Regions from separate parts of the Homo sapiens genome. Here region 1 is linked to region 2. Evidence: chromatin contacts called from ENCODE Hi-C or POLR2A ChIA-PET data. All regions are on one chromosome and are shown on one strand. Each heading gives the region's core, a stretch centred on a gene start or an enhancer-like site at or near the end of the contact. The rest is flanking DNA. Distances are from core to core; before and after follow the strand shown.

Region 1 (6,716 bases), core at 1,805-4,304, 120 kb after region 2:
TGTCCTAATCCGTGATTCTGGAGGCATTCACAAATTAGCTTAGTGTTTACAGGAGTCGCACGTGGTGGCTGTGTCAGTTATCTATTCCTGCGTAACAAACCACACCGAAACTGGGTGGCTTAAAACGACAAAAATTTATTTGCTCATAATTCTAGGTTGGGCTCAGCTGGGCAATTTTTCTGCTGATCTCCTTTGGGGTCACTTATACAGCTGCAGTCAGCCAGCAGCTCAGCTGGCACTGGATGTTCCCAGATGGCTTTGTTTATGTGCTTGATATTTACGCTGGCTATTGGCTGGGGTGCCCTAGTTCTCCTTCAAATAGCCTTTCCTCCTTTAGGAAAGAACTGGGCATTTTCACATAATGGCAGAAATGTGTAATGTAATTAAGGCCTAGCTGTGGGAGTTGCAACATGTTACTTCTGTCTCAGTCTATGGAGCAAATGAAGCCTTAAGGGATGCCCAGATCCAGGGGTTGGAAGGATATAGACTCTATGTCTCCATGAGAAACATGGCAGAAATTATATTGCAAAGGGGCTGGATGCAGGGAGGTAAGACGTGTTGGGGACCATTATGTAACAATATACCACAGTGCCTGAGGAACATTTTGCCAGGCTGAAGAATTGATATTTTTTGGCGAGGCACAGTGGCTCACATGTGTAATTCTAGCACTTTGGGAGGCCAAGGTGGGTGAATCGCTTGAGCTCAGGAGTTCAAGACCAGCCTGGGCAACATGGTGAAACCCTGTCTCTACCAAAAATACAAAAAATTAGCCAGGTGTGATGGTGTGCACCTGTGGTCCCAGCTACTTGGGAACCTGAGGTGGGAGAATCGCTTGAGCCTGGGAGGTGGAGAGCCATGATCGCACCACTGTACTCCAGCCTGAGTGACAGAGTTAGATCCTGTCTTAAAAAAAGGAAAAAAAAAAGAATTCATATTTGTCTTACATTTATATACATGTAGTTGTAAGATATTTGAAGCATGATACAGATTCTTTGCTTTGCTTATTAAGCAGACATTAAAACCCAGAATTGTGAAGTTTTATTTATTAATTTTGAGATGGAGTCTCGCTCTGTTGCCAGGCTGGAGTGCAGTGGCACGATCTTGGCTCACTGCAACAACCTCTGCTTCCCTGGTTCAAGTGATTCTCCTGCCTCAGCCTCCCGAGTAGCTAGAACTACAGGTACGCACCACCACACCCAGCTAATTTTTGTATTTTTAGTACAGATGGGGTTTCACCATGTTGGCCAGGATGGTCTCAATCTCTTGACCTCATGATCTACCAGCCTTGGCCTCCCAAAGTTTTGGGATTACAGGCGTGAGCCACTGTGCCTGGCTGAAGTTTTATTTTTATAATAATATTGAATAAGATTTAATTATCAAGTATAAAAAAATTTAGCCTTACTTAAATAACTTTATTTTTTAAATTTACTAAATTTTTGTATTTTGCTTTGTAATATTAATAATTTGGACAGGCGTGGTGGCTCATGCCTGTAATCCCAGCACCTTGGGAGGCTAAGGTGAGAGGATCACTTGAGCCCAGGAGTTTGAGACCAGCCTGGGCAACATAGTGAGACCCCTGGTGGAGCTGGGGAAAGAGCCACAGAGAGAGCTCAAAAAATTAGCTGGGCATGGTAGTGAGCACCTGTAGTCCCAGCTACTTGGAAGGCTTAGGTGGGAAGATTGCTTAAGTTTGGGAGGTCGAGGCTACTGTTGCCCAGGATGGAGTGCAGTGAACTGTGATCATACCACTGCACTCCAGCCTGGGCAACAGAGCAAGACACTGTCTCAAAAAAAAAAAAAAAAGTTGAATGTTTTAGAAGAAAAACAACTTTATTTTGTAAACTCTTAGATCACTAGGAATGAATACAAGTTGAGTTGGGATCAATTTAGAAAATATGACAGTGGAGCTCAAAAAAAAAAAAAAGCCAAAAAAGGAAAAGTATTCAGAAGCGCATCAGCTTAAATTTTTTAAAACTGGCAACACTGAAAATGAACAGTTTTCTGTTGAGGTCTCTCATAAAATTTGTAAGCAAGAGAACTTCACAAACTCTTTTTCTTTTCCCTTCCCTCCTTCCCTCCCTCCCTCCCTCCCTGCCTCCCTCCCTCCCTTCCTTCCTTCCATTTTTGAGCCAGGGTCTTGCTCTATTGCCCAGGCTAGAGTACCGTGGCATTATCATAGCTCACTGCAGCCTGGAACTCCTGGGCTCAAGCATATCTCCTGCCTCAGCCTCCCAAGCTAAGACTACAAATGCATACACCTCACATGGCTAATTTTTTATCTTTTGTAGAGATGAGGTCCAGCTATGTTGCCCAGTCTGGTCTTCAGCTCCTGGCCTCAAGTGATTCTGCTGCTGCCCAGGCTGGAGTGCAGTGAGCTGTCATCACAGCCTCCTAAAGTGTTGGGATTACAGGTGCGAGTCACAATGCCCAGCCACAGATTCTTTTTTAATGAGATTTTAATGCTGATGAAACTGTAAAAATAAGCAAGAAAATTATTCTCATTAAATTCATAACTTGAAGAGGTTGAATGCAATTCCTGCAACTTCTTTTTTTTTTTTTTTTTGAGACAGAGTCTCGCTGGAGTGCAGTGGTGCGATCTCGGCTCACTGCAACCTCCCCTCCTGGGTTCAAGCAATTCTCCTGCCTCAGCCTCCCAAGTAGCTGGGATTACAGGCGCCCGCCACCATGCCACCTAATTTTTGTATTTTTAGTAGAGACGAGGGTTTCTCCATGTTGGTCAGGCTGGTCTCGAACTCCTGACCTCAGGTGATCCACCCACCTCAGCCTCCAAAAGTGTTAGGCCTGGCCGCAACTTCATATTTTTTTTTTTACCAAATGAGGATCTGATTACAGATCCAAAGAATAAGAAGGTATGTGGCCTCTGTTTGCACTTGCAAGTGTTGGGGGCAATGAAACTGTGTCAATCAGCTTCCTTCTCCCCAGAGTCTGTTTTCAGGTTAGGCAGGAGAACAGGGCAGAGTCATTCCCAGAAGCCTGGGCCTTGTCAGATTCTTCAGAAGAGACGGCCTCCTGGGACACTCTGGATCCCTGGCAGAGAGCTCAACCCTGACAGCCTCCCTGAGTCATACCAGAGCAGTCACTGGGTCCTGATGTCCCTGTTTCAGATGCTCTGCTCCCTGCCCCCGCATCTCTGGAGTCATCGGGCTGCTGCATGCCCATCAACCTGAGTAGTTGCAGGCTATTGGTGTCATTTCTGGAAAAGAAGGCAGCTGCTTCTCTGTTTGTTTTTCTCTTCCAACACAGTGCCGTATTTACCTACAGAACCACCACAAAGTGACAGCCCTGGCAGATCTGCTACCATTCAGCAGCTGCCTCAAGTCACCCAACATAGTGTTTGAGTCTCCAGTGAGAGGGAGGGAGACAAAGGCTGCATTCCACAGACCTGGTGATGGAGGCCCAGAGGAGAGAAGTGATTTCCTCAAGGTCACCCTGCTTCTCGGTAGCAGACCCAGGATTCTCAATCTTTAGTTCAGATGTTTCCCATTGTATGAATTAGGAATACTGAACTGTCTTCACTTTTTGTTTGTTTGTTTGTCTTTGAGACAGGGTCTCACTCCCCTTGCCCAGGCTAGATTGCAGTGGTGCAATCACAGCTCACTGCAGCCTCAACTTTCTGGGCTTAGGTGATTTTCCCTTCTCAGCCTCCTGGGTATCTGGGACTACAGGTGTGTGCCACCATGCCTGGCTCATTTTTTGTATTTTAGTAGAGATGGGGTTTCGCTATGTTGCTCAGGCTGGTCTTGAACTCCTGGGCTCAAGTGATCCACCTGCCTTGGTCTCCCAAAGTGCTGGGATTACAGGCGTGAGCCACATCTTGGTTAGAAGTTTGTTCTTTTGTTTTTTTGCCCTCCTTTGTAAGACAGCCCTATCCTGATAAATTATCAGGATACAGGCTTAGGGATTGGGTGAGTTTACCAATGAGATTGCAAGAATGCTAATTAAATTATCCCTTTCCCAGGAGCCTCTGCTTCCTGAGGCTGCCCCACTCCCAGCCAGCAAATGCAAATGGACTTAACTGCAGTAAACTTTTGTTTACTTGGGGATGTTGGTTACATTTTCAACTGCAAAGATTTATAACCAAAGTTAAGGGGTTATAAAAAGACCTCAGTGTCCTATTTATTATAACGTGAAAAGTAAATATCCAGACTACTTTATTTGCAATAGCAAAAGTTTGGAAATAACTAACTTGCCCATTAAAATAGGATTGATGAAATGACTTCTAGTACATCCACAGGACAGCATACTATGGAGATATGAAAAAGGAATGATACAGAAGCTTTCCTTTTTACTTTTAAGTTATATTTTTTGCATAATAATCTACAAATAGAATACTGTATAATGAAAAGCCTCCCTTCTATTCTGTCTCCCAGCCACCAAGTTCACCTTCTGACAGGCAACCAGCATGACCTATTTCTTCTGTAACCTTTTAAAGACATTTCATTCACATAGAAGCATTTATAAGGATAGTCAGCCCAGTATTTTGAGGCTGGGCTCAAATGCCTCTGGCTTTTTTCATTTACTGTTTTCATTTGTTCAGGAAACACTTACCGAGCACCTACTATGTGTCAAGCACTCTTTTAGGCATTTGGAATTTGGTAGTGAACAAAACAAATACATTTCTTGCCCTCCTGGAGCTTACATTTAAAAAAATTTTTTTTTTTTCCAAGACAAGGTCTTGCTCTGTCACCCAGGCTGGAGTGCAGTGATGTGAACACTGCTTGCTTCAGCCTCGGCCTCCTGGGCTCAAGTGATCCTTCTGCCTCAGCCTTCCAAGTAGGTGGGACTACAGGCACCCACCACTACCCCCAGCCAGTTTTTAAATTTTCTGTAGAGACGGGGTCTCACCATGTTGCCCAGGCTGGTCTCAAACTCCTGGGCTCAAGCAATCCTCCCTTCTTGCCCTCCCAAAGTGCTAGCATTACAAGTGAGCCACTGAGCTGGCCACACTTACATTTTTGTGGGATATAAATAAACAAGTGATATATAGTGATAAGTGGTAAGTGCTATGGAGCAAAACAGGGTAAGGGGATAGATGTGTGTGCATGTATGCATGTGTGTGTGGCGAGGGTGGTGGTGAATGGGATGTGGATATTTTATGATAGGGTGGTGTGGAAGACCAGAATATGCCACCCCAAAATATGAAGGATTTTTGAGCTAAAGACAATTAAGAAGAAGCAGATACAGGAAAGCTCTCTGCCCTCCTTCTATTTGCCTAAAAGCAGGACATAGATTTACAAAGGCAAAAGATATCCTACCCTGCTACCCTTCTTCCAGGGAAAACAAAGATTAGCACTGAAGGTCTAACTTTGGACCCTTATCAGCCTGGAGATGTCACCAGAGGAAGCCACATGAACAGGCCTTACTAGCCAGGCTGTTTCTGCCATTTATTGGCTTTCTCACAAGTTGCTGCCCCTAGAGACTCAAAATCCTTTTCCTTTGCCTTGTCACTTCTCTAAATATTCATTGTTCTTTGTTGACAATGCCACATAAGCTAGAATTCAAAGCCACCTTTTTGAGAACTACTCATTCTCTGGGTGTGTTCCATGTATACATTAAATATACATGTTAAACTTCAGTTTGTTTTTATCTCATCTTTTGCTACAAGGGTCTTTTCCAATCAAAAACCTATGAGGGTTGAAGAAAAAATTATTTTTATTCTCCTATAGTGGTCAGTGAAAGATTTGCCAAGGCCTGAAGAAAGTGAGAGAGTGAGCCAGGTTTCTTCTGCTTTGAATCCAGATATCTGGATTTGAACCTTCAAAGCCTTCAAACCCTCCACGTGGAGCGGAAGGAACTTGCTCTGAGGAACAAAGCAGTTATGGTTGAAACTGAGTGAATATATCTTGGAGATCTTCTGTATCATGAGAACTTGCTCATTCTTTTTACACCTGCATCTTATTCCATTGTATGTGTGCACCACGGCTGAATTAAGCAGGCTGTTACTAATGGAGATTTCTAAGACATCTGTTCTTTTGTGATTGCAAACAATATTGCAGTGAGTAACCTTATCAGGTGGTTCTTTGCAATATGCAAATTTCTGTGGAATTAATTCCCAGAAGTGGAATTGCTAGGTCAAAGGTATGTGTGCCTGTATTTTCATATAGATTTTGCCAAACTGTAACTAACAAAGAAGGTGAACTATTTTTGGTCTGCTGCCAACTATATATTGATTTTTTTTTTTTTTATTTGAGACAGAGTTTTGCTCTTGTTGCCCAGGCTGGAGTGCAATGGCGCAAACTTGGCTCACTGCAACCTCCGCCTTCTGGGTTCAAGCAATTCTCCTGCCTCAGCCTCTCGAGTAGGTGGGATTACAGGCCCCCGCCACCATGCCCGGCTAATTTTTTGTATTTCTAGTAGAGATGGGGTTTCACCATGTTGGCCAGGCTGGTCTCGAACTCCTGGCCTCAAGTGATCTGCCCGTCTCAGTCTCCCAAAGTGCTGGGATTACAAACATGAGCCACCGCACCTGGCCAATTCATTATTCTTTAAGTAAATACGTATTGAGCACCTACCATGAACCAGGTACTAGTCTAAATGCTGACAGTTGAGAATTGGAACAGAAACCACAACTTGCCAAGCATATCCTGACTCACAGAACAGATTGACTGTGCCAGACCAGTCATGCCAGAAGCTATGACGTGCTTCATACACTATCAAAACTCAATACTCAACACCGATTTGTTCAGACCCATGAT
Region 2 (6,892 bases), core at 2,873-5,372:
TGCTCCACTCACACCCTTATCACTCCACCATCTGCCAGCAGTGCTGGGAGCTATTCTCTCCCCTAGAGCCATTTAGCTGCAAACTGTCTCTGTCTCTGTTTATCCGAGCAGAACCTGGAAGGGGCTGGCAAGGACTAGGCAACAGATGGGACAGCCAGAGAGGTGAGGACTTAGGTAAACCACTCTTGCCAGACTCCCGGAGGTGGTGGGGAGGGAAAGGGCAGAGTGAACGTGCTCCTCTGGCCTCGTGATATGGCAGGGGGCTTGGGCTCTTTCTGAGGATTTGTGTGTCCTGTTGGAGCAGGAAAGTGAACAGGAACCAGGATGCCCTCTAGAGATGGAGGCTGCTAGCTCTGACACTCCTGGGGTTTAGTCAGAAGCTTGGATTTCCAGCCCCTTTCTCTCAGCCTGAGTGGGTGGGGGTGACTGGTCATTTTATTTCACGGTTACAAGGAGGCCTTGCTTTTCTTTCATCCTTAATCTTGGTAGTAGGAGAAAGTGCAGGGCAGCCTTGGCACAGGTCTTGGGTCTGGCTTGTACGTATTGCTCGTTCTGTCCCTGGCTAGTTACTGTCGGGCATCTTTTTAGCTTGCCTGAGCCCATGGCGGGGGAGTCAGACCCTGCCTGAGTTCTGGGAGAGAGTCCTCATGGCTGTTGGTGGCCACATTCAAATGTTTTCTGGCCAGCAGTTTTGCTTCAGTGCTACAGGGCTCTCAGAATTGAAGGGAACCTTTTTAGGGTCATTGGGTTCAGGGATTCCCAGTCTAGTGTCCATGAGTGAAACGTTGGAATTGTTTCAGTATTTGAGTCCTAAGGAAAACAGCCTGTGTGGGCTAAGTAGGTATTGAAGACCTTTGCTTTGGTCAGAGTGAAACCAGCTGAAGGTCATCTCATGTGGATGGGTGGGAGGGAGGCCTGGGGGAGGAGGGATCATAGCTTCTGATTTTTCTTTTTTTTTGTTTTTTTTAAAGAGATAGGGTCTCACTCTGTCACTCAGCCTGGAGTACGGTGGTACAATCTCAGCTCACTGCTGCCTGGATCTTCTGGGTTCAAGCAGCCCTCCCACCTCAGCCTCCTGAGTGGCTGGGACCACAGGTGCATGCCACTACACCCAGCTAATTTTTTTTTAATGTAGACATGGGGTCTCGCTATGTTGCCCAGGTTGGTCTCGAACTCCTGGGCTCAAGCAATCCTCTCACCCTGGCTTCCTAAAGTGTTGGGGTTACAGGCGTGAGCCATGGCACCCAGCCCATAGCTTCCGATTAATAGAACGGTGGGACAGTAGGAAAATGGGCGCCCTTGAAAACCATGGTTTTGCATGGGAGAAAAAAAAATTAAAAACAGCCTCTTAGCTAAGAAACTAAGGTCTTGAGAAATTGGCTTCCCCGGGGTCATAAAGTCCACGTGAGTCACTGTCTGTTTTCACAGCTTGGTAATCTTTCCCATGTTCCAGTACAATGTGTAGAAGAAACTAGAACTAGAAGGCCTGGGCGCAAGCCCTGACTCCATCACTTGCTGGCTGGGAACCTGGGACTCTCAAAGCCTCATTTTTTCTCATTTTCTTTTAGGGGAGAGATGAGTGGGGGCTGCATTTTGCCCAGAGCCTAGCCTGTAGAGTCACTAATGTTACTTAAGATAGTACACTGCCTCCCATATCTGATGGTTGACTCGTAGTTTTGTGGGTGAAAATGTATAAATACAGAGCTTTTAAAAAGTTACTTTAAGAAGATTAACCATGGAAAATTAGACACAAATCCCTTCAGTTCCTGCGGTCATAACCATACGCAGCAGCGTTTGCTTCCGTGATTGTGTGATGGTTGAAAACTCGCACTCTGGAGCTATCATTGCCTGGGTTTGAGTCCTGGCTCTACCATTTACCAGCTGTGTGACATTGGACAAGTTCAGTCACTTGTCCACCCACCCCGTGCCCCCTACCCTGTGCCTCAGCGAAATAAGCAGTGGGAATTTAGAGTATCTGCCTCAAAGGATTGCTGGTGCTTGGTACATATTTGTTAAGGCAGGTGTGTTCATGTTTCACTATTACATGTAGGAGCCCTTAGGACGTGGCACAGGCACAAGGGAAGGTGTGCAGGTAATAGGGATGGGTGTTGTGACAGCCTCTATGCAGCACTGTAGGGGTCGAATACGGCGATGCTGACACAGGCTGGGGGTGGGCTGTGGAACAGGGAACCCCGCATGGGGCTGTGTGCTGTATCCCGGTCCCCAGCGTGCGGCGGAAGAGGCTGCTTACAGGGCAGACCTTTGGGCAGCGTTAAAGGATGTGAAAACACCCTCTCATCCCACCACCCTGAATAAACCCACTTTGTTTTTGTGTAGTATTTTATCTAGATTGTCACATAGTTTCAGCATCATGTCTACTGTTTTGTAAGCCATTTTTCAGCTAAGGTTTTCTCTGTTATACTGTCTTTCTAAATATTTTCATTTCATTAAACAAAACCAACTGAAGTTTCAAAACTGTTCTGTCCCTGTTGGGGACAAGGTAAAAAGCTAAGGTTGCTTTGTGTTTGTATATGGGGTTTTCTCTTATTTCTGTTACAACAGAAAGTCTGTGTTTCACAGCGAGAGTTTATAACATCTTCCCCCAGCTTTGGGGTGAGTTTTCTTAAATTCTTCTTACGCAATGTAACTTCCTGCTGAAGAAAGGACATTGGAATTGGGTTTTCTGTCTGCGATGGGAATGTTTAGTCAGATATTTAGAGAGCTTTTTCCCACAGATATTTTTATGGGGGTCACTGCTTTATCCTCCTTTCCATGAACTTGGCTTTGTTCTAAGAGCCTACTAGAAGCCGAGTTCTCATGCAAGACACTGTGCCCAGGTCACAAGTGCACGATGACATTTAACCTTGATGGAAATGTGCAGTTGAGAATCTTGTTTTCTCCACCTTCCTCTTCAGATTGGCTTGAAAGAAATACCCTTTAGCAAGTAATGGGAAGAGTTGCCTCAAATTGAGCCTTTGGGAATCTGAAGTCTTTTACAAGAAAGGCTGATCTGTTTCCTGAGGTGGGGCTGGGAGCTTGTAGGTGCCCCCATTTCTCTTTCTTTGGAGCCTCTTTAACTATCAATGTACCATGATCCCGTGCCATAATCAGCCTGTGGGACTTCACTGTTGACCTGGTCCAGGTAACTAGAATGTGGTTGAGCCTCATAGAAAAAAGAGATCCAGAGAGTCCTGGATTGGGAGCCAGAAGGTGGTCTTGTCTAAGCCTTGTCACGTAACTCTTCCATAATATTCAGGCAAATCATCAGTCCCCTCTGAGCTTCCATTTTCTCCTGGTAAAGTGGCATCCCGTGCAATGAGAAATGAGCAGGAAAATGCCCTGCGGGCTGGAGGCCTTGAGCACTTAAATGAAAGTTGAGGGTGGTGTTCCCGGGAAGGCCATTCATTAGTCCCTGTGTCTTGAGCCAAGGTGATGTGAGAACTGTACCTTGACGTGGCCTTGATTGAGGAAATAAAAGGCTGAATTGTAGCAGATGAAGTTGGAAATCTTGCCAGGGGTCAGCAAGCTTATTCCTCAAAGCATCCTCAAAAGAAGGATTGGTGTTTTCCGTGATAGAGGCTTCAAGTGGTTATGGCTGGATTCCAGTTATTCATGGCCTCTCCCATAATCTAGATGTATAAACTTGTTAAATTATCTGGAGTCATTTTTACATGTTATTCACTCTGTATCTTTCCTAGGAGAATTAGCTCTGGAAGTTCACAGCCTCCTATGTAAAGTACTGTGCTTCCCTTTTTTCTTCCCTAAGCTGTCCTCTTTTACTCCAGAAATTTTGGTAAAGGTCTATTAATGTTTAAATCCCTTTACTGAGTTAAATTTTTGCCGGGTATTAAGCTGTTCATAGTATGTGCTGTTTTTTCCTGAGTAGTTTTGCTCTGTCACCCAGGCTGGAGTGCAGTGGCACGATCTCAGCTCACTGCAACCTCAGCCTCCCAAGTAGCTTGGACTACAGGAGTGCACCACCATGCCTTTTTTGTATTTTTAGTAGAGGCAGGGTTTTGCTGTGTTGGCCAGGCTGGTCTCAAACTCCTGGCCTCAAGTGATCTGCCCACCTCGGCCTACCAAAGCAAAGTGCTGGGTTTACAGGCGTGAGTCACTCTGCCTGGCCCCTTTGCAAATCTTTTTCTTCATTGTAGTTTTTCACCATCACACATTTCCTGTTGCCCTTCCTTCCAGACTAGGAAGGGCCTGAGACCTAGAGACAGCAGTACTGGGTCAAGGGCTCACTTTAGCATTAGGAGAATTGTCCCAAGTTAGAGAGAACCTTTTCTTTTTGAGAAGTATTTGAGAAATAACTGGAGTTATCACGGAAGTCTCCAAAGGTATGAGGTTAGGTTTTTCAAGAGTAGTTTTGTGGGCAGGGGACCAGGGAGTGGGTGCTGCTGATTGGCTGTGGATGCAATCAAAGCCATGTGCTGAGTCTGCAGGGGTTGGGGGGAGTCATGAGTCTCTAGTCTGGGTGGGGTAAGTCTGAGAAACATTCAGAAGACCAATCTTAGTTTCTATAATAGTGGTGTTAACTACAGGAGCACTTGGGGAAGTCAAAGATCTTGTGGCCTCTGGCCACATGACTTCTGAGCAATACGGGATTATAAAAACTGTGCTTACATTTTAGCAGAATTCAGGCCCCTCTCAATCCTAATCTTGTGACCTTTCATTAGCCTCAGCCCCCTGAACAAGGAAGGGATCAGTTTTATGGAGGGACTGTTACCATCTTTGCTTCGAAGTTAAACTGTAAACTAAATTTCTCCCGTGGTTAGCTTGGCCTATGCCCAGGAATGAGTGGAGACAGCTAGCCTGTGAGGGTAGACGCAAGATGGAGTCAGCCATGCTAGATTTCTTACTGTCCATAATCTTTGCAAAGGTGGTTTCAGCAGTAGTAAATACAAGCAACCAGATAAAGGTCTACTAGGCAGATCTTTACAGACACACAATAGCTTGTGAATTCCTGTTGATCTCATCTGGGCTCTCTAATATGTAATAGTTTTACAGCATTCTCAGCATGACAAATATTTTTCTACTTTACCGTTTGTTAGAATCCAGTGAACTTAAAAATCCTCTCCTTTCAAAAAGCAAATACTAGATTAAAATAGTTGCAAAGCTTTCTTTTAGGGATTGGAGAAGTGTAGCTACCTTTTGGCATGGTACAGACTTGGAATCTGTTTGCCTTGGCTGGTATTCCAGTCTGCCCTTCTTTAAATGTGTACCTCCTCAGGTATAAAATGGGAATGAGTAATAGTACCTAAGGATAAATTCCCAGTTGAATTAACCTGATAAGAAAATCTTCAGCTCTTTATAGAACATTGCCATCCCACTTTTTTGGGCTATCTTTTAATGTCACCTTGGTTTAAATGTTCATTCTTGTATAGGTCATCCATGTCAATAGTGTTAGAACCTTGGATATCCCCAGCAAACCATCTCATTACTCATTCTTTATTCTTCCATTGCCCACAGCCTGAAATCTTTTGATATTTCACTAAAATATCATTTGTATTTCCCTTTTTGCTACAAACAATAGAGATCTTAAATATACACTTCAGGTTTGACATATGCATACATCCGTGGAGCCTTCATCAGGATCAAGACCTACATGGTACATTTCTGTACCCCAGGAAGTTCCTTCCTATCCTTCTCTAAGCCCACCACCTCCATCACTTTCAGATTTCTAGAACCTAAATTCATTTTGCCTGTTCTTGAAGTTAATATAAATGAAAATTTGGGTCTGGCCTTCATTCACAATGTAATGTTGTAATGTTTCATCCACAATAGTTTCCCTTTCTATTGCCGAGGGGATATACCATTGTATGCAGATGCCACAGTTTGATCATCTGTTCTGTTGATATTGGGCTGTTGCCAGTTCTTGGCTATTGGGATAAAGCTGTCCTGAGTCTGCTTTCATTTTCTCTGTCTGAGATGCTCTGTGGTTCCTGTCTCCTGCTTCCTAGCCCTGCAACCTTGGGCAAGTGTCTTAATCTCTCTGCTTTGGTTTCCTTATCTGTAAAATGGTAGGTTGGAAAATAACTCAGGGTTGGGACTAACATTAAAAAAAAGAGAGAGAGATAGGGTCAGACATGCCTATAATCCCAGCACTTTGGGAGGCTGAGGTGGGAGGATCACCTTAGGTTGGGAGTTTGAGCCCAGCCTGAGCAACGTAACCAGTCCCTGTTTCTACATTTTAAAATCTCAAAGTTTTTCAAATGAAATAGAAGAGAACTTGAGAGTGAATGACATGGAACTGCACACAATGCGTCACACATGTAAATAGAGTTTTGTGTATGTATGTGTATACTAAACACAGTATAAAAATGTATTTGTTATAATTTAGGCAAATCGGTTTGCCAAGCACTGTATGTGCCATTGTAAGCAAGGAAGTTGAACTCTCCTGAGGTTATTTAGTAATAGGTATTTCTAGCTTCAGCATGTCTCAAACAGTCACTTACATAGTGCTTGCTGTGAGCCACGCGCTATTTTAAAAGCTTTCCATATAACATCATATACTCACAACCATCCTTTGAAGTGGGCTTGATTCCCATTTTATATATGGAGAAGTTGAGACAGGGACTATCCCACTTGCCCATGATCACAAAGCTAGAAAGGAAGGGCCAAGATTTGAACCTAGGCAGTGCAAGTGTAGAGTCTTTGCTGTAAACCACTATTCCTGGGGAGACAGGTAAAATAAATTGTATGTGCAAATGCAAATTGATAAGTAATTGATACAATACTCCACCCCTTTATTCCAGATATGAGAAATGAGTGTTGGACGTCGAAGAATAAAGTTGTTGGGTATCCTGATGATGGCAAATGTCTTCATTTATTTTATTATGGAAGTCTCCAAAAGCAGTAGCCAAGAAAAAAATGGAAAAGGGGAAGTAAT

The links. Hi-C counts contacts between places; a loop is a spot of excess contacts on that map. ChIA-PET counts read pairs that join two places held with the same protein, here RNA polymerase II (POLR2A). Pooled maps may share reads with other maps.
Region 1: a loop to region 2 is called in a map with no recorded cell type, with 2.2 times the contacts of the local background. The contact joins two enhancer-like sites. A Hi-C loop is called at or near these places in 2 of 168 maps with a recorded cell type or tissue (Caco-2 and GM12878), 1 of 37 single-sample maps with no recorded cell type and 2 of 50 pooled maps. POLR2A ChIA-PET finds 5 or more read pairs at or near these places in 2 of 52 experiments (activated B cell and activated T-cell).

The regions. Positions count from the first base shown.
Region 1 is chr2:62,338,042-62,344,757 of GRCh38, forward strand. No RefSeq gene overlaps it. Among named protein-coding and RNA genes, the nearest start is that of MIR5192, 140 kb to the left of the region's middle. Within about 2 kb of position 3,055, at least 5 of the 41 ENCODE cell types and tissues checked have a DNase peak (open chromatin) inside an H3K27ac peak, as active enhancers do.
Region 2 is chr2:62,215,454-62,222,345 of GRCh38, forward strand. B3GNT2 (UDP-GlcNAc:betaGal beta-1,3-N-acetylglucosaminyltransferase 2) reads left to right here. Exons shown (of 2, transcript NM_006577.6): 2 at 6,759-6,892. The coding sequence starts at 6,768. Among named protein-coding and RNA genes, the nearest start is that of MIR5192, 13 kb to the left of the region's middle. RefSeq lists enhancers at 41-540, 2,191-2,690. Within about 2 kb of position 4,123, at least 2 of the 41 ENCODE cell types and tissues checked have a DNase peak (open chromatin) inside an H3K27ac peak, as active enhancers do.